Linked DNA regions of Homo sapiens: all the other regions are linked to region 1. A link is a loop called in an ENCODE intact Hi-C map of the cell type or tissue named here. Cell type or tissue: IMR-90. All regions are shown on one strand. Each heading gives the region's core, and the rest is flanking DNA. Links, peaks and the distances in the headings are about the cores only. Region 1 overlaps LINC02058 (long intergenic non-protein coding RNA 2058). Region 2 has its middle 310 kb from the start of LINC02058. Region 3 has its middle 110 kb from the start of LINC02058.

Region 1 (8,490 bases), core at 1,749-6,748:
TAAATCTGGAAATAATCCTTAAAATTTGGAAGGTTTCTTTACCCACATTGCTTTATAATTAGCTTAAAATTCCCATTTCACTTTGAAGAAATTTAAACTGGAAATCACAATTATTGTATTTTGACTGTGGTTTACACAAGAATAACTATGGAAAATTTAATTAGAATATATAAAGTTAATTTGAAACTATGTATACATTTTCTTATTTCAAATAAAAATAAAAGGTTTGAAGTGTTCAGCACTTGTACGGCTTCCCACTTGAAATTAATGATTTTTAGATTAATCAATCATCTACTGATCTAGATAATTTTGGAAAATAGTTTTGTATGGTAGCAAGAACTGACTCTGGCTAGAGGATTTACTGGAATAACACTAAGGATTTTACTGTATCCAAGCATGAGCTGAACCAAAGTCCTGCAAGGGAAGGAAGCTCTGGGGAGCTCAGAAGCAGGAGTTTGTGACTACTCTTATTGCATCTCTGCTCATGTTGAGCCCTGGCAAATCTCAGTCTGTGTCTCTAGATTATAAGTTTCAAGTTTCTGAGAAAGAGAAGCTGATTCTACCAGCTTGGATTCGCTACTCTTGTATCAATCAACCATCCTGGACCAATCATCTATATCCCAGAGGAAAGGCCTGATTTGACAGTTATGAATCAAATAGCCACTTCTGGAAAGAAGGATGTACTACACTCTTAAAATAAATGACTTGAGGATTCTAAAGAAAAATTGGAAAGAAATTTTAGTGGTAAATATATGATGACGATGGGGAATTTTATCCACTAGAATTCTGGAAATCTGCTTCCAAAGCTAAGGGAGGTCACAGTAGAATATTCGAGTGTAATTCCTGAAGACAGGAGAAGCAGAGGGGGTCACACAGAGGTGAAGTAGGGCTTTTGGAGGGGTAGAATATGAGCAGCAATTGTCTAGAAGGAGGGAATAAAGAAGACAGCAAAAAATGAAGGAGAAAGGAACAGAGGAAGAGTGAGAGAGATATCTTGACATCTGTCCTGTATATGGGGCACTGGAGAGAGAGAAGAATTATGAGTTTTCATAACATTTTCAGGATGAAGCACTACATATATATTGTCTCCTCCATTTCAAGAAAGCCAAAACAAATGTCTACACTTTTTTAAAGGATTTAGTTGTTAGATTGGACAAATACAAGCCCATCTCAATAAGGCATGTTTAAACATCTATCCTGTAATACACACTTTAAAAAAGATTTTAGATTTAGCATTGCTTTTGGAATCATTTCTGTTCTTCTCTACTCATGCTGATATGAAGAAGAAAAAGTAAAAACAAACACATTTATACCATTCAAGGAAAAGTGGACAGTTAGAAACTCAGGTTCTAGTCTTTGCTTCTCCAATTAATGGGTCTATCAAGTAGTAGTTGTAAGCCTCATTTTTCTGACTCATAAAATGTAGTGCACTAATATAAATATTAAATAAGGTGACATATACAAATACGTACAGTACAAAAGCAAAATACTATTCTAGTGTGAAGTTATAAATGGCTTCTTATCCATATATCCTTAATCATTACAAAACCTGAAATTCTAGAGAGGTAGAATAAAACAAATATTAATAAGTATTATTAATAAAGTAATATAATTTCATTTTGAAGCTTTTACTTTCCTCCCCTTTATTATTTCTTCTGGAAGATTACAATGATTACTTAGACTTTTTTTTTCTTCTCCAGCATCCCCAAAACATTTAGATCTTCTAGAGTTCCTCCCCATGCACCTCCATAATATGATAAAAATATGGTTCTCTCTTTCTCTATGACCCCAAAATAAATGTGTAGGGACCTTTTGTTTTGGGCTTTTACTGTTAAGGACTACCTGGAAATAAACACTAAAAGCAAATATAACTCATATTGAAGTTACCAATCCTTAAGACACCTCAACATATTTTTAGGACATTTGGGCCTGGACTATAGGGAAGTGTACATGTGGCTAGCCCTTCACCATTTCCCATGATCTCTTCCCTAACTTTAGAAGGTCTTGGGGATGTTATTATTCCTTTAATGTTTTATTTCCTTATTTTTGGGCTTGGTTCTCCCAAAGATATCAATGAAAGATTTCCAATTCTTGAAGAGAACATCGTTTGAGGAACCTCCTACTTGCTGTCCTTTGTCCTTTCTCTCCCTGCCCCAATACTCTTTCTGTCTCTGGTGTAGAACCCTCTCATTCCAGAAGATGATCTGAAAAACCTATTAGGACAAAACTAAGATATCCCAGTGCACCCAGAGTCAAGCAGATCATTTATAAATTAAGCAAACTCTTGGCAAATACCTGCAATTTTAATATTCCCTTGTTCCTCTCAGAAAAAAGAAATCACATTAGGTCATTTCTGACATATAATTTGGGCCTCCTGTATATACCCAAGATAAAAAGAAACATGCATGAGTTAGTTTATATTACACTCTGTATTGCAGAAAGATTATAGCTTTCCATAAACTCAACTCATAAAATGACATTCAATATAAGTTATTTCTTTCTAGAGAAATTCCCATGGAATGCCTGTAGTTTTAAAATAGTACTCATTGTTTATTGAACTACTTAAAGAAATCAAAAGTGATTCTGCTTATGTTTTCTTAAAGAAGAAAAGAAGTTAATTTTTCATCTATCTGTGTTTCCTCCGTGAGAGTATGTTCCAACTGAGAAATGGGACAAAACAGGAAAATTTTATAGTTTCTAATGTGAAAGGAGGACTATAACCATCACTTCTGTTTAGCTTTCAATTTTTCAAGTTTTGCCAGCCTTTCATCTCCTCCTGATGAGGCATTTCTTAACATTCCTCATACATAGTTATACAAATTGGTATTAACAAGAAAAAAATACATGAATTATTTACATAATACAAATGCTTTAAACATTGCTGTGAGAAATAATATTTCAACATTATCCTTATCATCTTTTGTGTGTGAAAAGCCAACATTTACTTACTTTGGGAGAAATAATATATGTTCTTATGGCAAAGTCATTGAAAAAAATAAATATATATATAAATATATATATGTTTTCTAATAAACTGAATTTTTAAATGAAATATTATGTCTCTATATATTGTATGTGTGAGTGGTATTTAAACCTATTAATTCCTCCATAGTAATTCCTTTCATATAATGTAAATTATTTGAACCACAATTGTTAAAGTGCTTTTAAACAGTAAAGTTCTATATAAGCAGGCAGTATTGCCATTACTTCTATGGCTTATTTACACCCCTATGGACTGTTTTCTGCATTTGATATAATTTTTTATTTTTAAAAATTATTGACAACACAGTGAAATTTTCAAATACCAGCAACTATGATGTTTGCAAGCACTGAGAATCATTTAGAATTTTTGAATCATAAGAAATGAAATCAACCTCTACTTGTGCAAATTCCTAGTATGTTATGAATGCAATGCGATCTTGGTATTTGCTTATCAAAGGAATGTACTAAAATATTGCAGAAAAGGCCATGGGCCATGACGGACTTCATTTTATTACTTCACTTTCTTTTGCCTATTAATTCCACATTCCTCTCTCTTCTATTGGCCTTATTAATGGACTTTAACAATGAGATAAAAGTCTTCAGTCCAGTGTTTAGCAAAAAATTGCAGAATTTCAACATGAATGAGACTTCATTTTATAGAAGATATTGTGGTTAATGAATTGTCCGCATTTTGATGTTTTCAGATCTTATTAGGAAAATCTAACTCAATGAACAGTTTCCTTATTTGATGATTATTTTCTTATGTAGTCCTTGAATTCAAAATTAATTCAACAGATATTGATTGAATTTGTATATAGGCTTCTGATGTGGTCCTTTAAAATGATTGCTTTTAGTCTTTTCTTCTGTGCTTGTTCTTGTATTCTGTTCTTGTATTTTCCTGCTCAAGATTTAAAGCCCCAGTAAAGAGGCTTCAATTAGCCAAGCTCACGTGAAGGTAAAGCAAGGTGAGAGGAGAGTTTTGGAAAAGAAAGAGATGCAGGAACCCCTGATTTTCTTACGGGTAAGACAGAAACCTGGGTTTTTTCCATGAAAACTGCACTCATTAGGGAAAAGACAATCTGCAAAAGTAAGATGGAGTGTGATAAACAAAGGGGGATAAAGAATGGGTTCTATAATCAGGAAGTGTACATAGAGCTGGTGGAAATATACTATAGGCTTGATGAAAGTGTGGGTTTCAGATTGATGTAGAAAGAGAGCCAAAAGCATTTCAAGGATGAATTAATTTGGAATACTAATGTTCAATTGTTCATTTTCTTACAGTCTATTGAAAAAGGCATGAATCAAACAATCACAGAGACAATAGCATTATGAACTATAAGAAGTGCTTTGAGTGTAGTAAGTGAAGCCACTTTGCAGCACGACTCTTGGTAAAAGTCCGGTTTACTCTCTTTATCTGAATTTCACTCGGTCATTACTAGCCTTGTTGTGAAATACAAACATATGTACAATTTTTTACCTTCCTTACAAGGAAATTGAGATTACTGTGAGTTTATTAATGACTCTGATGCCCTCAGAGGGAGGTTCAAAGTATTGCAAACAAGGGATATGAGAAAATGATTTTCTCCCATTGTTTTTCAATTCAAGCTTCAGTTGTGTCCTTTATTTGTTATGTGACCTTGAGCAAATGTCTTAAATTCTCTGAGTCTTCAATTCATACATGAATACATAATATTCATTTTGATTGCTTAATGTTGATATGGAATATAACAGTTTTAAAAAAATTATTTGTAGAACTAAGTATATTGCTAATTACATTCCTTACATTAAACTTCAGGGGAGAAATAAATGCATTCTGGAAGAAAAATACCCCAATTTTGAAAATTCTATGCCATTTACAGGAAAAACAAACATACCATTCAACATAAAATATACATGCACAGTATAACAATGAAGTTGAGGCTTTAATGTCTCAAAAATAATTTTTAATATTTATCTTTTAATACTAAAACTATATTCGTCAAAATTTATATAACTGCAATCTCTACTTTGTCCAGTGTTTTGTAGGCCAGTAAAATGACAACTCATTTTCAATTATTAATAGTATCAGATTTCTTAGTTTAAAAAACTAGTGAGAACAAATAAATACATAGTTTTTTCTCAATTATCTTCACCAAGGAAACAATGATATGAACACTCTAAAACAGCAGATAACACAAGTAATACTGTTATCACTGGCTTGGCAAGCCTTGCTGCAATCACATTTTAATTCAGGTATTTCTGAACTTTGGAGAATTTTAGTCAGAACCAGATTTCCACAAGTGGGTCAGCAGTTGATAGCTTGGTTATGTGATGTAATTTGAGGGGGCAAATCCCGAAGTATCTCCCTAGTGTACATAGTACCTGAAAATCTCACAAAACTCATTGAAATACCTACCTGGTTGATAGAGTTTGGCTCTGTGTTGCACCCAAATCTCATCTCAAATTGTAATCCCCACATGTCCATAGAGAGAAGTGATTGTATTATGGGGGAGGTTTCCCCTATGCTGTTCTCATGATAGTGAGTGAATTCTTACGAGATCTGATGGTTTTATAAGTGGTAGTTTTTCCTGCATGTTCTCTCTCTCTCTCTCTGTCTCACCTGCCGCCATGTAAGACGTACTTGCTTCTCCTTCCACCGTGATTGTAAGTTTCTTGAGGCCTCCCCAGCCATGTGGAACTGTGAGTCAATTAAACCTGTTTTCTTTTTAAATTACCCAGTCTTAGGTACATGTCTTCATAGCAGTATAAGAACAGACTAATACACTGCTTATGAATTATAACTTTATCAGAGAAGAGCAGAAAATTAAGTCACTAATGGCCAGCAAATGTTATTCTCCCTCCCTTCCTGGGCCTCCCCTTTACTCCTTTCCAGAAAAAAAGCTTCTTTCATTCTTCCCCAAATATTCCTGTAACTATCCAACTTCCATTTCTTCTTATTCTGGAATTGGCTCTCCCTTTTCCTCCACTTGTTACCATTCTACATCAGCCTTTAAATTTCAGTTTAAAGCCAAGCTTCCATAAAACCTTTATTACCAACTCAAGTTGAAAGGCACTGTTCTGTCTCTGAACACTTACGAGCTTTGTGGTCTATGTGATTCATTTGGTGTTTAATCATTTGGTTTTGCCTTGTGATATCTATTTGATTACATGTTTGGATTTTTAAAAATTGTTCTTTTCTTCTTTTTATTTTCTTTATTTTCTCCCCATTTTTCTGGTTCAAGTCATTCTTTACACAGCTTCCAGAAGGGTCATTCTAAATGGCACTCCTCTGCTTAAAACACATTGCATACCCAATTAAGTCTACATTTCTTACTTTGACTTGTGAAGTCACATGAGTCTTCCTTCAAATCACATAATACAATGAGCTACTTCTTGCCATAGGGCCATTGCCAATACTCTTCTTTCAGCTTAGAATTTTCTCTGCCTGTGTCTTTGCATGGTTGGCTCTGTTCTTCAATGTTCCACCTATGTGTTATCTCCTCTATATTTTTCTCCAACTTTATTATAGAAATGAGATCTTTCTGGGCTCTTTGTCTTATGGCCTTATTCCTTTTTTTTTTCATGTCTATTCTAGCATTTTCCATTTATGTCTCAGAATCCACTCTTCACCATTCTGCATCCTGCTCTCTGCTCTGGAGACTCCCTGGGAACTGTATCCATGGTCTCCTGCCTTCCAGACTGGGGTTGGATTTGTCCATTGTGAGGTGAGATACAGAAAGTGGAGAGTGAGGGCTGGGCATTTATTCTCCTGGCTCCCTTCCCTCCACATAATCCAGTGTTGGTTGTTTCCTATAAAGTAGTTACTATTTATTTTTATTTTACAGATGAAAAAAGTGAACTCAGAATGGTTGGCCGAATGCGGTGGCTCATGCCTGTAATCCTAGCACTTCGGGAGGCTGAGGTGGGCAGATTGTGTGAGGTCAGGATTTCAAGATCAGCTTGATCAACATGGCGAAACCCCGTCTCTACTAAAAATACAAAAATTAGCCAGGTATGGTGGTGCACACCTGTAGTCCCAGCTATTCAGGAGGCTGAGGCACAAGAGAATTGCTTAAACCCAGCAGGCAGAGGTTGCAGTGAGCTGAGATTGCGCCACTGCACTCCTGCCTGGGTGACAGATGGAGACACTATCTCAAAGCAAACAAAAAATCGTTAAGAGATTTATACAATTAACAGTGACTGAGTGGCACTGTCAGGATTTATATTTCAGCATTTAAAAAAATCACTCTGCCTCATTTAGCAATTGGATAATCACAAGTGATCCAACTTTTATTTCTCAGACTAGTTAGAAACATCAGTCTGAAATTAATTTCTCTACCACTGAATTCATTGTTTTTTTAAACTTATGCTCACAGCAAAGGATGAGGAACAAGTTACCATAGCATTTATTCCATGCATGTTGAGCTGTAGAATCCTACAGAATTTGTTATCCAATGTGTTAAAAATCATCTAGCTTTATAACAAAAAACCAAGAGTTGACCACATTTTCAAAAAAGCGTAATAACTGTCTTGAAACATGTCCTGAATACAACTATAATAAGATGTCTTAATTATAACTTACTTTTAAGAATTATTTGAACTTCATTTTTAGGTTAAATAATAAAAATTTGTTAAAGATTTTAACAATATTGAATTACATATATTGTCTAACTCAATAATGTTGACCAAACTCTCAATGAGAGAGTTTTAAAAATCATGTGGCAAACCCTTTAGCAGAAGTGTTTCTGTATTATATTTGTTAACTAGAAAAAGATGCTACTTTACTATTAATTTAGAGAACAAATGCAAAAGATATAAAGTAAATTTAGGCACAATGCAAAATGTTGAGGGGTTTTAAATCTTAGGAGTAGTCTTGTGGGAAATAATTGTTTAGGTCTTGAAAATTTAAACCTTCTACACATTTTGCTAAAACATGATATGTCCAATATCTCTACTCTTTCCTCAAACATGAATAGCTTCGTAAAAAGGTGTTCATTCACTTAAGGACATCCGTGAGTTTCCTTAAATACGGAAAAGGCAAAAAACATGAAAGATGAGAATGAACTCCAGTGTAAATACAGATAAATATGGCGACAGCTGTTGCTGAATAGTTACAGAATTAGCTTGAGAAATGAAACCTCTGTAGTTCACACACAGGCACACACATACACACACACACACTTTGGATTTATTTATGAAACAGCATCTTCTAAACACAGAACCTTGCATTGCAGAAAAGGCAATTAAATAGAACAGCATGAGGTTGTCAATCACTTCAACAACTAACAAAAGCATTGACTATCAAAGCAAATAATGTTAATGTGCAAAAAGGTACCTTGCTATCAAAGCAAATAATGTAAACATGCAAAGGCAAAGAATTCTCTGTATCAAATGTCACCATTTTAATGTTCACCATTTTTGTGACTGTTTTTGCATATGCATGATACTATATCAGTAATTCTGAAATTTGATATAGAATTGGCCATTATCATTTCTTAGAGGATTTGGTCATCCTGTGATGCTTTTGTA
Region 2 (8,490 bases), core at 1,778-6,777, 330 kb before region 1:
ATCAAACTTTTTTCTAAAAGATTTGTTTTCCTAACACTCTATATTGTTTATGTCCTTGGGAAGCAAATAAGAATTAGAAACAGGATTGGAAAGTAATTTGTGCTGAACTAACCCAGAGATGGTAGTGAAACACCCCCACCTCTCCCTTCCTCTGGCCTATCTAGGAAATTGGCCTGGTATCTACCAAGGTAGCACTGAAAATGTAGATAAATAACCCAGAAGCCCAGAATGGTTATTCTTGGTGCCAATTCACTGAAGCTCTGTTGGACAAAATTTTAAAGAAATTCAATTGTTAGACTGTGGACACATTTAGCCGTTCCTTCTAGATACGAAGAGTATTCTATTTTAAGAATACTCTTAAAAAAGAATATCTAATATATTTAATACTGTATTTTAAAATTAAGTTGTCACTAAAGAATACGTTTTTTGAATGCAAGAAAATAATTCATAGTGAAGAATAATTATATACTGAATACAATGCTCTGAAACTATTTGAATATTAAGCTTATCATTATTAATATTATTTAGAGTCCATAGGAATTTGTCACAATCTATTCTTTGTTCTATTTTAACCTCACAATGTTTTCCCTAGAAGAATTTTAGAAATAGCATATCAACAGGCTTGCTTTTAAGTGGTTTAGTCAGACTTGTCTTTCATAAACTTAATAGTTTCTAAATATTTCCAGGTTTGGCTGTCTGAATAGACATAATATTGTCAGCATAATTATGAATACTTTTAGAAATACTGTGTCAACAAGGTCTTGGATATTTTTTAACATGCCTCTATTAACTGCTTTAAAACACATAAAATTCTAAAAAGAATTTAAAAATTAACTAAAATTAATGGCCAATCCGTCTAGTACTAGTTTTATACCTACCATTTATTGAGGGCTTACTATATGCCAGGCACTTTTTCAGTATTATATGTGTATTATTTGGTTTAATCCTCAACATAATCCAATGAGAAAGTTAGCATTATTAGATTCATTTCTCTAGAAGAGGAAACAGAGCTGGAGACAGGATATGTAACTTGTGCAAAGGCATGTAACTGGTAAGTAGAAGTAAGTATAAAAACCTAGGTAGCCTGATACTGTGTTCTTTGCACTTTTATTCTGTTTACTTCTCCTTGTTAATATTGACTCAAAGGTATGTTAATATATGAAACTTTTTGAAAAAAATGTAGGAGTAAAACTCAGTGATAGGAAAAATAAAAATGGCTTTGTAATCCAATGATCATGGTTTAAATTTGAAGCTTAAATTTGAAGCTTGGTAACAGTGTGGGAATACATTGCACCTTCCTAAACAGAGCCACAGAATATGCCATTTTCGTGCGGGAATGCTAAGTAAGAGACACAGAAGTAAGCGACTCAACAGTTCCATAGACAATGGGAACGTTATATTTTTTCTCCTGCATATTAATGAGATTTCTATGTTAGAACAAAATAACATAATACATTTAATTAAAATCCTGACATACTGATACCAAAGCTAATATTATATACTGAAATTATTTTTTAAAATAGATTTTTTTTTTGAGAAATGAAAACATGGCTTTTTTGGAAAAATACTTATTGGAGTTTCACTTTTTGATTAAACTAATAAATAAATTCCATGATGAAAATTACTTTGATAAAACTGACCTAAGATGTAATTTGAAGAATTAAAAACTGTATGAATTATGAGTTTTCCAATAAGAATTTTATTTTGACCTAAATGATATCCAATAGATCAAGTTAAACCTTGGTACGTTTTTAACATAACAGAAGCACCTTGGCCTCTCAGCTGGTGTCAGACAAGAAATACTTTGTGAGGAGCCTTTATCTAACAGAGTTAGGCTACTGCAGTTGCCTGAGGTCTCCTTGGTCTACTCGTGACTCTCTACTACTGGCAAAGATAAAAGCACAAAAAGTGGAAGTTTCTTCTGAACAGACTATTTTCATTTGTAGACTTCATAAATGTCAGGAAGTAAGAGCAGAGGCAACTCATATCCCTGATTCTTTTTTAGTAATAACATGCAGCAACTAAAATCCTGCTAAAATTTTTGTCAAAAATGAGAAAACATGTATCGTTTCTCACATTTGTTCTTGGGGAAAAGCAATTATTATTTTGTTATTAGAACCTGTAAAATAAAATATCGGTGAAATCCATGTATACAAATCGGTGCAAAACAACACAAAATTTGCATAAATGTCCCATCAACGGGAACAAACTTCTCACAATTTCAAATTCACTTTCTTCAGTGAATTTTATCTTTCCTATCAGATCTAAATGGTCATGCTTGGGAGAATTTATTTTACACATATATGCACACATACATACAACAGAGAGTGGTTTGGGATTTTAATTAATAAAATGACCAAGGCCAGCAATTACTATTTTATTTAGCATTTTACTTCAATCAAGTACTATTTGTGTTTTCTACTCACTTCTGTATAGACCACAGTAAACATGTGGAAGGCATTTTGCATGGCAAGTTTGTGTACTGCAATTTTTGAGCAATGCAAACATCCCCCTTAAATAAACGAAAACAGATCCCAGAAAGGGTATGCTTCCAACACATTCCCCAAAGATCTGAGTGCCGCTGTGCATTCTTGCTCAATTTAAACAAACTAAACTTCAGTTAGTCTCCCCTCCCCTAATGGGCACCCCCACTGGGAACATTGTTAGGTTACCACCATGGACAAGGCCTCAGTACAGCTGGATATGTAAACAAGACCATAATCCGCATGAAAGAACTCTCAGAGTTTTGGCAGCACTCACAGTGTTGTTAACATATTGTGCCAAAGCAATAACAAAGCCATCATTTTTAAGTTTGTTCACGGATTTGTATTAATCAAGAAATTTTCCAGAAATTACTTCTAAATGAGGAAACTTCCAGAAAGTTACCATTTGGCAAGAAGGCTTCCAGATGCCTTTTTTTGCTTATCTGCAACATATTTTTCCAAATAAATTACAAGTTTGTGGACGTTCAGTTGAGACAGAAAACACATTGCTGCTGTGTTGGCGGAAGGAGGCTCTCTTCAGTTCATTCCCTGCCTCATCAAAGCCTGGCTAGTGCTTAGATCATTTTTTCTTGTTAAGGAGGAGGTGGCCAGGCCATCTAACTTAGTATTCTGGCAGTAAATATTAAGTATTGATATTTGAATCAGAAAAGCATTGATTAGATTACAGTTAGAACTGCAAACTAAGCACTTAGGAAAAGACCAAGAGAAGGCTGCCGGACCTTTGTTAAAATTTAGTTTTTGGTTTTTATTCGCATATTAGGTGACTGATCTCTCAAATCCAGTGTTTTTCAATGTAAACTCTATTTTCAAAAATTGTGCAGAAGCAAGGCTTCTGTGAACAACTGTGACTGCTCTGTAGGAAAAAAGAGGCAGGGATAACAGTACAATTAAAGATGGCTAGTAGGACAAACCTAAAAGTTTCATTCTTCAACACTGTATCCTTCTTTAAATATTTACAGTAGTTTTTAAATGTGGTTTTTAAAATCCTGGGCAAAATAAACTTTTAAAGTGTGCTTAATATTTAAAATACATGTGCCTTACAGAGGGCACATGTGTGGCTCCAGTGATGGTTGCTGTATGTGGGCTCACAGACTTTGTGTTGAGAGTTGAAGATTCATGAGTGGGTTTTTCACCAGTGGTCTTGGAAATTATGGGTCACTTCAGGAGATCCAGGTCAGTCCACCAAAAGCTAATCCAAGCTCGAATGGCCAAAGTGGCCCACGCAACTGGGCAAGCATGTCTGGCTTAGCTTCAAGTCTGCCCAGGAGTCTTCAGGATCCAAGCCAAAAGAAGTCGCTTGCCTCAGGTTTTGATTGTATTTAATCATTTATTCATGCTTATGATACCCTCTGGATGACACTTTTATCATAACAAAGGAAACTCTTCAAAATAATAACTAATAGTAAATAAGCTCTTTCTCCAGCTGAAGACCACCCCTAACTCCCAAACTAATCTGAACTAAATACATCTTTGTTTCTTTTCATGGTGCATTGTTTTAAGCCCCAATATAGTATGTTTATATTCTGCCTTGTTTTAAAGTTACTTGTGTTCACTTCTTACCTTTCCTTTGACAAATGTACTGTTCCTGGCTGTCTCCCCAAGTATCAAATATGGGGCTTTGCACATAGTGGACTTTGTATGGATGCTTATTTAACTGGTTTGAGAGTATTTGCTGTTTCTGAAAACAAAACTCCTTCTCCAAACACACAGCACTTGGAAGATACTTTAACTTATTGAGACTACCAATGTTCTACTGGGTCAATTTCTGCTTCATTTGGGTTCGTGATACCCCAGCACCCTCCTAGAAAACTATTTTACTTACTTACGGAGGGATCTTCTAGTATATGATGAGTAACAGGAATTGTAAAGATATGAAACAATAACAGAATCATAGCTTCAATTTCAAAGTTTATAATTGTTATTCAAGAAACAAAAAGGCTAGGTGAAGTCTTCATGAGCTTTTTGAGAATTAGCATTCTTTTCACAAAAGACATAGACTTGACTTTTTCTGGGTATCTGACTGTGCATTAGCTTGGTTTATCTCTGACGTGTTGATGCTGATTATTTTTTCTGTGTATGCAGTTGCTTCTCTAAGCAATATTTACTTAGTCTCTACCTTTGAATTAACTCCTCTTTGAGGGGTCCATTGCTATATGAAATTGAACTCACACACCTAATTCCACAAGACAGCCTTCACATGAGAAAAATACTCTTGTTTCTGCTATTTCTGAACCTGTGATGCGGTGGCTTTTTCTATTTATTTACTTACTTATTTCGCTTTTCTTTCCTATTACCAGCCAAATCACTTTACTCATGTGGCTGTATGGGCTTAAATCACCCAGAATCAGTTTTTCCAAATATTTCAAAAATTTGACTGAAGGCGAAGTAAATCAGTAATCTGGAAGTTACTCTCTCTTTTGTATTAACAGAGACTTAGCTTCAGCACCAAAGCCAATGATAAATAAATTAAAATATTATTTCCGGCAATAGGAGTTATCTTTAAAAAGGGATTTCTTTAATTACATCCTTGAAAGGAATCATATTTAATTTCTACCAGAAGCTACATCAAGGTGCATTCCAAGGGTGAATTCAAGAAACATACTGGAAAGAAAAATAGCTGGACACACATAGCAAATATGATCTAAATTCTACTAGCTGAATATTCTCAAAGCTGTGTGGATCAGGGGGCCCTTGTTGAAGATCCAGAGGAAGGATTCCCTGTCAGTGGGGAAGGCTAGTGTGATGGCAGCTTGTCATTTAAGGTTTGAATCACAAAGCCTTTAGGGTTGCCTCAGCCATTTTTAGGTAAGATCTATTATTTACTAGAAAGAGAGATAAGAAAATAAATAAGCATTGCTCACAGTCAACCAATGTTAAAGAAGTTCTTCCCAGTAAACAACAGTTTGCAAAAGGTGTGAAGGTCTCTAGTTGTTTTTCATGTATTCAAAAAGCAAAAATGAGTCCTGAAAAGCTGAAAACTTTGACACAGTGATGTCAATTAGCAGAGGAAATGGCAACTTCCCATCTTAGTTATTTTTACACTCCTGGCATCCAGTATCCCTTCACAATTTCTACTTAAAAAATGCTTCCTGGAGTTTTGCTTTAAAAGTGATAACGCAATGAAACAAATATTTGTCTACTTACTCTATCCACAATTTCAGGATAAATGTAAAAGATGGCCACTTTCTATAATATGTTACTGATTACACTGTTTGATGAAAGTTCTAAGGGGATTCAAGATTCTAATAGAAATGTCAAATTATAGAGGGAAATTAAAGTGGCAATTGTGGACAGTAAGTAGGAATAGTGGCAGGGATTGCAAACAGAAAAAGGGGGCTGCTCTAGGTGACAAAGTAAAAGTGTTGTGATGAGAAAACACACACACAATACCACACACACAATACCACATACACACTATGAAAACTATCAGTCCCTTAATCTCGCCAAAGGAAGATGAAATTTCTGTAGGCCAGGGAGGGAGGAGTCACTGAAGGAATGGATATTTAACAGAACTAACAAAACGGCAGGTTATCTTTTGTTGGGGGAAGGAAAGGCATTTAACTAGAAATTTGGAAGAAAGTTAGATTGATTTGTTGTTTATGTTATGTATTTTTTAATCAGTATGATAACTTGCAGAGTGATCTGGAAACACAAGTTCCTAATAAAGTATTTCTGTGATCACTCTCTTAGCTTAATAGCGTGCTCATTTTAATTAATTAACTGATTATTCAGTTAATACCTGCTATGTGTTCGGTACTATATTTGGGCAATAATTGGTCAAAACAGAGAAGGTCTCTGCTTTTATGGAATCTATATTCTGTTGGGGAGTAAATAATAAATAAGAAAATTCTATTTAATTATAAATTATAATAAGTGCTAGTTTCATAACCTCTGATCTAACTCTCATAAGCTATAAACCAAGTAGTGCTTAATCTTGTGTGTGCCAAGTTCTTTTCCTCATTTATTGTTATTTAACATTTATTCAGCATTCATGAGCACTGTGTTAAAATGCTTTGTGCATTATTTAATTCTCACAATTAATTTAAGGGATATGTACTATTGTATATACAATATATAGTACAGTTAAATAATGTTCCCAAGGATATACTGCTAATTGGAATAGGGACTGGATTCAAATCTAGGACTATTAGTCTGTAGAGCTTTTGCTCTTAATAGCTTTGCTGTACCATCTCTCCGATAGGAGGATAAGAGCTAGAATTCAATATGTTAATATTTCTAATGAGTTGACACTTCGTCATATATATTTAAATCTATGAACAAGCACAAGGAATTAGTCAAGGGAAGAGAATTTCTCCACCCAGGGTCATCCTTACTGTATTATTTCTCTTGTCATACAGCTGGGCTGTTGAATGTTGCTATTGAAAATCACAAAACTGTTCCGACTGGGATCCGTACAGAGTCATGCTTTCTAATTTTGTGGCTGCTCACAATTCTTTTGCTGACACCCTATCACATTTCCTACAGCAGCATTTCCACCCCATCCTCCATCTCAGCAAAAGCCTTTACTTCCGATTTGACTGAGATTAGTGTTTGTAAATGCACACTGTTGGGGGAACCCTCTTCCTAGTCCTTGTTTCCATGTTTCCCAGGAATGAACACTAGTGGAGCAGCACTTCCCATTTCCCCCCACTCTTTACTCTTATCCCCCATAAGAGTAACCCTTACTCTAATATCGTGCTATTTTAACTCATTAAAATGAGTTTAGTTAGTGATTTTAAAATGAGTGATTTAGCTACTTGTTGGTACTGGGAAAATCTGACGTCCATAGGTCCACATTCTTTTATAGGGCAGGTTGGATGTTTCAATTCACTGTTCCCTTTGGTTGCAACTTCCTCTATGTCTTCCAGAGTAGCCTGTTCTCAGAGTAAATGTATTATCTTCTTGCCTGCACATGACAACTTACTGGGGCAGGCACAGCACCACAAAACATCTGTTTATTCAGCGTGTATCAGCACTGGCAAAATACATCCATGCAACATTTACTCTCTGGCACTTACTGAGCAAGGCTCCGAGACGTGTACAGAAATGTCTAGGACCATTCTGGCCCTCAAAGATTTTACATACTGATTGGCAAATTAAGGCAAATAACTATAAAATAAAGCCTATAAAAAATAAAATGTGCATGTTTCTAAAAGTAGTGTAAACTACAATATGTGTAATTCTAGAGAAATATAAATAAGAGATGATCAAAAGGAGAGGTCACTTTCAATGGGATGATCAGAAAAATATTCCAAGTTCCATAATCTGAACTTTACAAACATCTTTGATTTTATACATCACCACTCCTTTATGAGAACAGGAAATAGTGTCTTCTATGTTTCAATTAATTCTCACAATAATGCTATGAGGAGGTATGTTTATGTCAATTTTATAAACACAAGGCCACCTAAGAAATTAAATTTTGAGAAGTTAAATGAGTTACTGAAAATCACATGGTTAGTAACTGGTAGAAAAGGAAAGCCCAAGTTTACCTATTTCGATGTCCATATTCTTTTCTTAAAACCAGACCACTTTCCAAACTGTCTGGTGTAGGATAAGAACACTGGGTAAGATTGAGAAGGCCAGGGTTTGAGTCCTGGGCCCACTGTGTCCTAGATGTGTGATCTTGGACACTTCATCTCTCTTTAGTTTCTTTATTTTCATCTTCAGTTTCTTTATTTGTGAGAGACAGAGACAAAAATCCCTGCTGACTCCAAGAACTTTGGAAAAGTTAAGATAAGATAGGGCACCTGTTTGCTAGTATTTTGAACCAGAACTTTTTTTTAGCTAGGAACTGTGTAGGTAACTATACCCTTCTTTCAAAAGCATGAAAGTAGATTGGGATCCTTGGAACCAGACTGTGAGATGGGAAGTTGCATGCACAAGCTGAAGTTTTATTGGAGAGTGGTTTTGGAAGATAACTTAAAAAGAAGTAATCAGTGAAGTACTGGATAGAGTGAGAAGCTGAAGTGTGGCTGCAAGTGAG
Region 3 (8,490 bases), core at 1,533-6,532, 140 kb before region 1:
TAATTCCATCTCCCCTTGCTTCCTCTGTGTGGACCTATTCCATGATTTAGCTCTTAGGTCTTTGGTCTTGTTACAGCTGCTGTGAATTTAGGTGCTGTTATCTACTCTCACGTCTTCAACTTTCGTCTTTATGTCAATAATACTCAAATCTCACCTCTTTGATCTTGACCTTCAGAACTTCAGGATCTTGTCTCTTGCTTCTAGCTGAACATTTCAACTTGGCTCTCTGGCTGTCACTTCACCTTATTTAGTGTGTACAGTTACACTTTCCATCCTCCCTGGCTCCTCTTCTGGATACTCCTATTTGTCAATAAGTCCCAAGCCTTTGTTTCAGTGCAGTTTTGGAGTGCCCATTTCTGTCAGAACGGCCACCTCTTTCCAATACCTGGCCTGAAAATCTCAGGGTGTCTGCTTTGCTTATGCAATAAATGTTAGTGTCAAAAGTACACATATTAGTCAGGGTTCTCCAAAGATACAGAACCAATGTAAATATTTTTATACATTGTTTTATACATATATATGTACACACACATATATATAGGTTTATGTGTATATATATGTAATTTGTTACGAGAAACTGGCTCATACAATTATGAATGCTTGGAAGTCCCATGGTTATTTAAAAGCTGGAGCTCTAGGAAAGCCATTCTTGTACTTTTTGTCCAAGTTCAAACTCAGAGAACTGATGATGGGAGTTCTATTCCAATTCCTAAGGCCCAAGAACCAGAAGTACCAATGGTCTAAGTCCCAGTCAGAGGGCAGAAGAAGATGATGTTGCAGGTCAAGCAATCAGGCAGAGAGCAGAGAATTCTTCCTTCATCTGCCTTTTTGTTCTATTCAGGCTCTTGACAGATTGGATCATGCCCACCAACATTGGGGAGGGCAATCTACTTTACTCAGTCCACTGATTCAAATGTGAATCTCTTCTGGAAACCCCTCACAGGCACACCCAGAAATAGCGTTGATATGGTGTGGCTGTGTCCTCATCCAAACCTCATCTTGAATTCCCACATGTTGTGGGAGGGACCCTGTGGGAGGTAATTGAATCATGGGGAAAGTTCTTTCCTGTGTTGTTCTCAGGATAGTGAATAAGTCTCACGAGATCTGATGGGTTTATAGGGGAGTTTCCCTGCACAAGCTCTCTTCTCTTGTCTGCCACCATGTGAGATGTACCTTGTACCTTCTGCCATGATTGTGAGGCCTCCCCAGCCATGTGGAACTGTAAGCCCATTAAACCTCTTTCTTTTGTAAATAGCCTAGTCTTGGGTATGTCTTTATCAGCAGCGTAAAAACGGACTAGTACAAGCATTTAACCAGATATCCGGGTATCCTGTGACTCAGTGCAGGTGAGGCATAAAATGAACCATCACAGCCTCCAATACTGTAGTACCTGCTGGAGATAAACAGATGACTAAGACTTACTTGCAGATCTCAAGGCTCTCAGAAGACCAATGCAGCTTTTTTCTTTCCCTCTGTTGTTAACCATATTGTACTCTGGTGTGACACTAGGTGAATGTGAGCAAAGTGCTCCAAAGGACTTGTGCCTAGAATTGTTGGAGGAGAAATCCCAGAAGAATCTAGATTTATGCCAGTCTTGAAGACTAAGATTCCCATAGGGGAGAATTGGCAAAAGACTTTGCAGGCAGAGAATTGCAGAAGAAAAGTTAAATTTTTTCTGTAATTCTTCTTGTATTTTTTCTCTCTTTCCTGTACACTGCTAAATCCTAGTCCAGATGTCAACACACTTGCCGCTCTTCTCAGCAATCTCTTAAGGCTCTGGTTTTAGGTTTAGGCTTCCTCATTCCCATCTCCAACATGATGACAGATACATCAATTCTCCCTAACTCTGTTTACATTGTAGAATGTCTTCTCATAATAAAATTCAGAAATCTTAACCTGAAAATCAAGGCCTTTATAGTCTGACACTAGACTTCTAGTGTAATTTTATTTCCTGTTATTAGGATGCCAATAAACAATAAATAAATAAAACAAAAACCCAAGGAAATTTATATATTCTTCAAAAGGGACCAACTTATTGTTTTCTAATGATTCATTGGGGGATAGTATCACATGTGCTTTTGGAGCAAGAAGAGTCCTGAGTTCAAATTCTGATCATGTGGTATTGGACTAGTTATGTAACCCCTCACTGCCCATTAGGGTCTTCATTCATAAAAGGGATGACACTGTTAATAAGTACATACTGTGTGTGACTCTGATCTAGGAATTGTTTCAGGTACTAGGGATATTGTAGCAAACAAGTCCCAGCACTCTGGCAGCTTGCATTAAAGAAGTAAATAAATTAATGAATTATATATTTTTTGATAATGAAAGTGTCATGAAGAAAATGTATCAGACTAATAGATAGAGATGGAGAATGGGAATGGTGGAGAGTCCTTATTAGGCAGGGTGGTCATGAACAGGTTCATATTTGTATCAATCTCATAGAGTTTTTGTGAGAATTAAATGATGTGACAGTGCAATGCACATAGTAACCCCCCGCCTCAAGGGAATCTTAGCTATTATATAGTCCTTGTTTTTGACTTCTCTGCATCTTGCCTCATACTATTGCCCCATCTGGAATGTGCTTCCTCTTCTCTGCTCATATTTCACAACTCCTCAAGACATGTTTGAAGCCCTCCCCTCTTCATGGATTTGCATTATGTATTTCCAACCCCAGGAAACAATATTCTGACTTAAAAATACCTGCAGATATTTAGCCTTTAATTGTGTGCAGGCTTATACCATCTCTTGACATAGACTATTTTGAATTTTTGAGTTATGATTTAACTTACATCTAGGAATTTTTGTTTTTTCAAAGTAGAATATATAAGTTCTCCAAGGACAAGAAATGACATATTCTTTGGATTTTAAAAATAAAGAGGTCATGTAAATGAAGGAGATGTAATAGATATTTGCTGAGTCATTAACAAAATACTTTATAACCATTACCGTTAGCCCCCAATCTAGAAAGAATCATCTTGAATATGGAATTGTATGGCTTGAAGACCTGGAGAATAGTATGGGCAGTTTAGATCAATATTTAGACTGGCTTTCAAGGTTCTGTGATATGAACTCCCCAAAATGCCCAGATTAATGCTTATTCTCATTGTAAAAATTTTTTCTGTTATGCAGCACTTCGATCAAAAAGGATTTTATATACTTATTAACATATTGTATTATAACAACAAAGATGATGCCACTTATAGTTTGCTGAGTGGGAGTAATATTTACATTCTTAATTTAAAATTATTTAAAGAGCATATACTATTTGAAGAGAATGGGAGTTTAGGGCTGTACATTATTGCTTTGCTGCATGCAATTGGAACTAAAAAAAAAAAAAGAAAATGGCAGCCACAGCACTTTATGTCTAAACTGTCATCTAGATGAAGCTCTGGTGTCTGGTTCATTTCCCAAATTGGGTAATTGCAGCCATGAAGAAATACTGAAGTTTCCTCAGTGTCAAGGAGTCAATAACATCATCTTTGTATACAAAGCACAGCCCATAAATGCTAAAATTTCTCTGTGATTTTGTGTAATTCTCTTTTCATGAAATGAACTTTTACCCACCAGAGCAAACAAACACTGAACCAGCTCTTCATATATACAGCAAGGGAAAGGCATGTGATTATTTAGCATTTGAGGCTTAGTCATCATCTGCTTTTCTTTCAACTATTTGTCCAGATTATTTCTTTCATGTTCTCTTAGGCTTTCTTATCAAACAAAACAAAAGCTTTTAAAAAAGAAGCAATACAATTTTATGATAAAAAGAAATTAAAGAAAAACCAAAGAGTAGAAAATAAAAACCATTGAAAAGCCCATCATCCGGAAATAACCATTAGTCTATTTGCTCACATTAATTTATATGTATGTATACAGGTTTATAAAAGTTTTATTTTATTTGAATTGTTGATGACCTGCTTTTCTGTTAATAATGTACTATAAACATTTTTTATGTCATCAAATACTCTGTAGTGGTGTCGTTTTTATGGCTACTTGTACCCCTTTTACAGATGTGCCTGAATACATTCAGCCAATACCCTATTTGTGGTCATTTATGGTGTTTTAAATTTTATTCTGTACAGTACAATGTTGAATATAGGCTGAAGTTTAACATATTCTTAATTTTTCTTCTGATTCTTGCCTTATTCCAATTTTGTGAGTTTATTTCGGCGTATGTATATTTATATATGTAGATATATACATACGTACATACACTTTAGGCATAGTTCCTATGTTAGTACTAGCATTCAGCTAGATAGCCATTGATCCATGACCCTGTATATAAAGCTATTGGGGCCAAACATGTTTTCAGAATTTAGAATTTTTAGCATTGAGAAAGATAGTACAGTGCATGTACATCACATTGCCAGTGAGGACTGGGACAATATCCTGAAATAAAACTTATAAATATTTCTAAAATAAAATATATGACCATTTACACTAAGTGGATAAAAGTCGATTTGAGTCGGATTTTGCCACAAAATGTGTTTTGGAGTTACCGTTTGAAAATATTTGGTTTTCAGATCTTTTAGGGTTTTAGGATTGTGGATAAAGTACTGTGAACCTGTAGAACTGTTAAAATGCATTTCAAATGCAGAGTGATACATAGAGTCAAGTGATGAAACTATAATGCATTTACATTTTACACTTTCATATTTCAATAAGGCAATATTAAAAATTCTTGGAGGAAAAAAGCTACATAACACCTCTTTTATTTTTTCTAAACTTGTTTGTAGGAAAGAACACCAAATCTTTTCTGGTCTATATCTAATTGAAATCACAGGAGCTTCTGAGCTTCTCAAACAAGTTTTTGTTGTTGCTGTTGGTATTTAACCCTAGTCTATTATAATAGAATTCTGTATAGTACATACACTTTTCAGATTAGGAATTATGGTATTTAAGGATACTAACCAAAATATATAAAGATGAATAGCAGGTAGGAGAATAGAAAACCCAAATGAGTGTTATACAGTACTAGCTACCTGACATGGTATGAACAGAACTTACAGGAAGAGCCCCATCCACCACCCCAGTGGACGGGGCTATCATCATTAACAGGAGGCTCAAACCAGTGGACACACAAAGCTGTGTCTACTGGGAAGCCCTGCAGAATATGGATAGAGGTATGCTCTAGCTGCTGGGGTAATGAACCCAAATAAATACCTATAAAAATAATGCAAGACACCCAAGGTGCAGCCCTTTGGAGCATCTGCAGCAGCAGCAATAACATGCAATGAGAAATAGGCTCTGTGTTGCTGCTTCATGGAGCATATCCCAGGTCTAGCCTGCAGAAGAACTAAGCTTTTCAGTCCCAGCAGAAATGAATGGAAATCCTAATATTCCTAGGGATAAAGTGAGGGAAGATCAAATGGGCAAACACGAATTTTTTCTTATAAATATATTGAATGGGAGGATTAGATCACTGTTTTGTGTGATAGAGATGGCATGGATCTAGAAGTTGCTCACTGTCTCAGAATAATTTGTGCGAACTTCAGAATCTCATCTAAAAGCTTAAAGAGTCTTAAGAAAAAATAAAGGATATTACCACCCAGATATCTTATCTCTTTAAGGGGAGAACTTGTTTATTCCCAAATGAAGATTTATGAATCATAGTTAATCAACATAAAAACCTTATCAATACTAATGTAAGTGAAAAGATTGCATTTCTTAAAGAAAAAAATGATGCAAATGTCATTATCTTATAATATACTCTGCTATTAATGCTTATATATACTTATAATATAACATGGTTCTATTATATTTAGAATGGACTTTTCATCCATGTGGCTGTGATCAGTTCCTAAAGCAGAGGAATCTGCAGCCTAATGACACATCAGGAATTGATGGAACCCCAGCAGACAGCTTCTATGAGGTGTGTGGGTGGCGGATGTGAAATCAATAAAAAAAAAAAAAAGAATAATTTTTTTTGTTGTTTTTGTTCACTGTCATGTACATTAAAGCATGTAGGCCTCTTCCAGTGTATATGTGTAACTTTCACAGTAAAACCTGGATGAAAAATCAATAGAAATTTAGAATCTTTCTTCATAGGAACTGTATGATTACTTTGGCAGGAGGAAAAATAAACATGTGAAAACAACCTCAAGTCAATAAAATGTATGATCAGTAACATATGATGAGTATATAAGTTATAGCATGGGTAATGTTGATTCTAGCTAATTACCTTTGAAATTGAGGCAGGGCAAAACCAATTATGAGCTAGAGTTCATAAGTAACTCCAAGAACTCCAAGTTGAAAATCTCAAGGAGAGAGGATTGCACATTGGTAGTCCTGTGGAATAGAGAAGAGAGAAGTCATTCCAGGCAGAGGAATGACAGGCAGAGGGGAATTTTGGGTAACTAGACTGGGCTCATTCTAAGTGAGCAGCACATGCAGTTACAAAGACATCAACACTCTTGTGTCTCCTGCTGCAGAGGTCTTGATGCTGTGAATGATGACTAATATATCTTTGGGTCTCCGAAGTGACTGATTTAATTCTATCATTTTTGGAGGCAAGGCTTTATTATAAGCTACACGAATAACTTCAAAAAAGGATTAAATTAACTGTGCATTATTTACTGCAAGTGCATTTCTCTGGTATAAATCTGTCTTATTTATGCATTAGGATGAGAAAACAGTTTATTGCCATTATATATTGTTTAGGGCTGAAGGTTACAATCTGTCACAATATCTCTTCAAATCCAAATTCTGGCTAATTAATTCTTTTTATGATAAATTTTATTTTATGCTTCAATTATATTTTATTTTATAAAATATTAATGTAATAAATGAATATAATAAATATCTTATGAGCAAATATTTATTTATGACTCAATTTTGTTATATGATTCAAATTAGTCATGGTGTTCCCGATAAAAGCTCCCTTAATTTTTTTTAAATTAATAAAAAAAGATCAGATTGCTGAATTGATTGTGATTAAGGTATAGTAAGATGTCTAAGAATACATCAGAAAGGCTTGGGTTTAAATCCCAAATTCATTATTTGCTGGCTATGATTTGGGCAAATTACTTGCCTTGTCTTTAGTTTTCTTGTCTATACAATGGAAACAATAATAGTACCTATCTTACAGAGAGTTGCAAGGAAAGTCAAATGAGATAAGGAGTGTATAGTGTGTTGCCTTGACCATAATATTTTTTAATAAGCACTGATTATTTCTTTTGTTATTGTTGTGAAGATGTTGATGATGACTTTAGTTTTATTCTCTGTTGAATCTAGTGCCTTTATAAATTATTTGACCTCTTTAAGTTAAATTTTCTTCAGTTGAACAATTTTACTAGATGTTCTCTTAGGTTCCTTTGCTCTAAAGTTCTATAAATCCATTCTGAATTTTCCAAAAGTCTTCAACAGAATCCTAAAGGAAATGGAGATAATAATGTATAATAACATAATAAATATATTTTGACATTTGTCCTTTTTATCCCCTAAATTAAAAAACATGATTGGATGATAACTGCAACTCTTTGGGGAGTAAGGTAATAAAAAATGTAAACGCTAAGTAGCTATGAAGAATTTTTCATTGTTGTTAGCAACTAAATGTCCTAACAACACATTTGCAGGTTTTGCTGATTTATCAAGAATCTGGACATTCAAAATTAACCTTCTTAGCATCTTGAAATGACTTATTCAACATCGTTACTCACCATACATCATATTGTTTTATTGGAAAGAAGTATCCATCTACGTTCACTCAGAAAACTTTTATTTGGAGCCAGGCTGTATGGTGGGTTTTTAAAGAAGATATTTGATTCAGTGAAATCAGTTATCACATTGAAGAGCAAAACTACCTTGAGCAGAATCAGTAAGCTTAGTAGTTGCATGCACAGGCCCTGGAGCCAGACTCTGCATGTTTATTCCAGGTTTACCCTTTACAGTCATTCAGGGCAAGTACCATCCTTAATATCTTTCAAAAGAAACACACATATATATGTGTGCGTATATACGTGTATATATGTATCAGCTTTATTGAGATATTTTTTATGTACCATACAATTTGCCCATTTAAAGTATATAAGTCAATGGTTTTCACTATATTCACAGAGTTGTGCACAACCACAATCATTTTTAGAATATTTTAATCACCTCAAGAAGAAAACATGACTATTAGCAGTCACCCTCTATTTCTTCCAACCCCCTTAATCATAGGCAGCCATTGCTTGACTTGCTGCCTGTAAGGATTTGCCTATTTTGGACATTTCACATAAATGGAATTATATAATATGTAGTCTTTTCTGTCTATCTTCTTTCACTTGGCATAATATTTACAAGGCTCATCCATGTTGTAGCATGTATCAGCACTTTTTCCCTTTTTATTGTCAGATAATATTCTATTGCATGTTGAATACATTATATTTATTTATCCATTTATCAGTTGATGGACATACGGGCTTTATCCACTTTTGGATTATTATGAATAATGCTGATATGAACATTTGTATAAGTTTTTGTGTGGAGATGTGTTTCCACTTCTCTTGT

The links. A loop is a pair of places that touch in the nucleus more often than their neighbours do. Peaks named below come from ENCODE experiments on the same cell type or tissue, not always from the same donor. Only the 100,000 strongest peaks of a DNase experiment are listed, where the experiment ranks them.
Region 2: a loop joins it to region 1, with 2.1 times the contacts of the local background. A loop is called at or near these places in 7 of 110 quality-filtered maps.
Region 3: it touches region 1 in a loop (2.2-fold over the local background); 9 of 110 quality-filtered maps call a loop at or near these places.

The regions. Positions count from the first base shown.
Region 1 is chr5:92,912,202-92,920,691 of GRCh38, reverse strand. LINC02058 (long intergenic non-protein coding RNA 2058) reads left to right here. Exons shown (of 3, transcript XR_001742811.3): 2 at 6,557-6,686; 3 at 6,807-8,490. Among named protein-coding and RNA genes, the nearest start is that of LINC02058, 23 kb to the left of the region's middle. In IMR-90, for the core only: a CTCF peak has its summit at 4,512; no DNase peak of the experiment used is centred there.
Region 2 is chr5:93,240,684-93,249,173 of GRCh38, reverse strand. No RefSeq gene overlaps it. Among named protein-coding and RNA genes, the nearest start is that of LINC02058, 310 kb to the right of the region's middle. RefSeq lists an enhancer at 2,373-2,878. In IMR-90, for the core only: no CTCF peak of the experiment used is centred there; no DNase peak of the experiment used is centred there; H3K27ac peaks cover 420 bases.
Region 3 is chr5:93,049,052-93,057,541 of GRCh38, reverse strand. No RefSeq gene overlaps it. Among named protein-coding and RNA genes, the nearest start is that of LINC02058, 110 kb to the right of the region's middle. In IMR-90, for the core only: no CTCF peak of the experiment used is centred there; a DNase peak (open chromatin) is centred at 3,611; H3K27ac peaks cover 686 bases.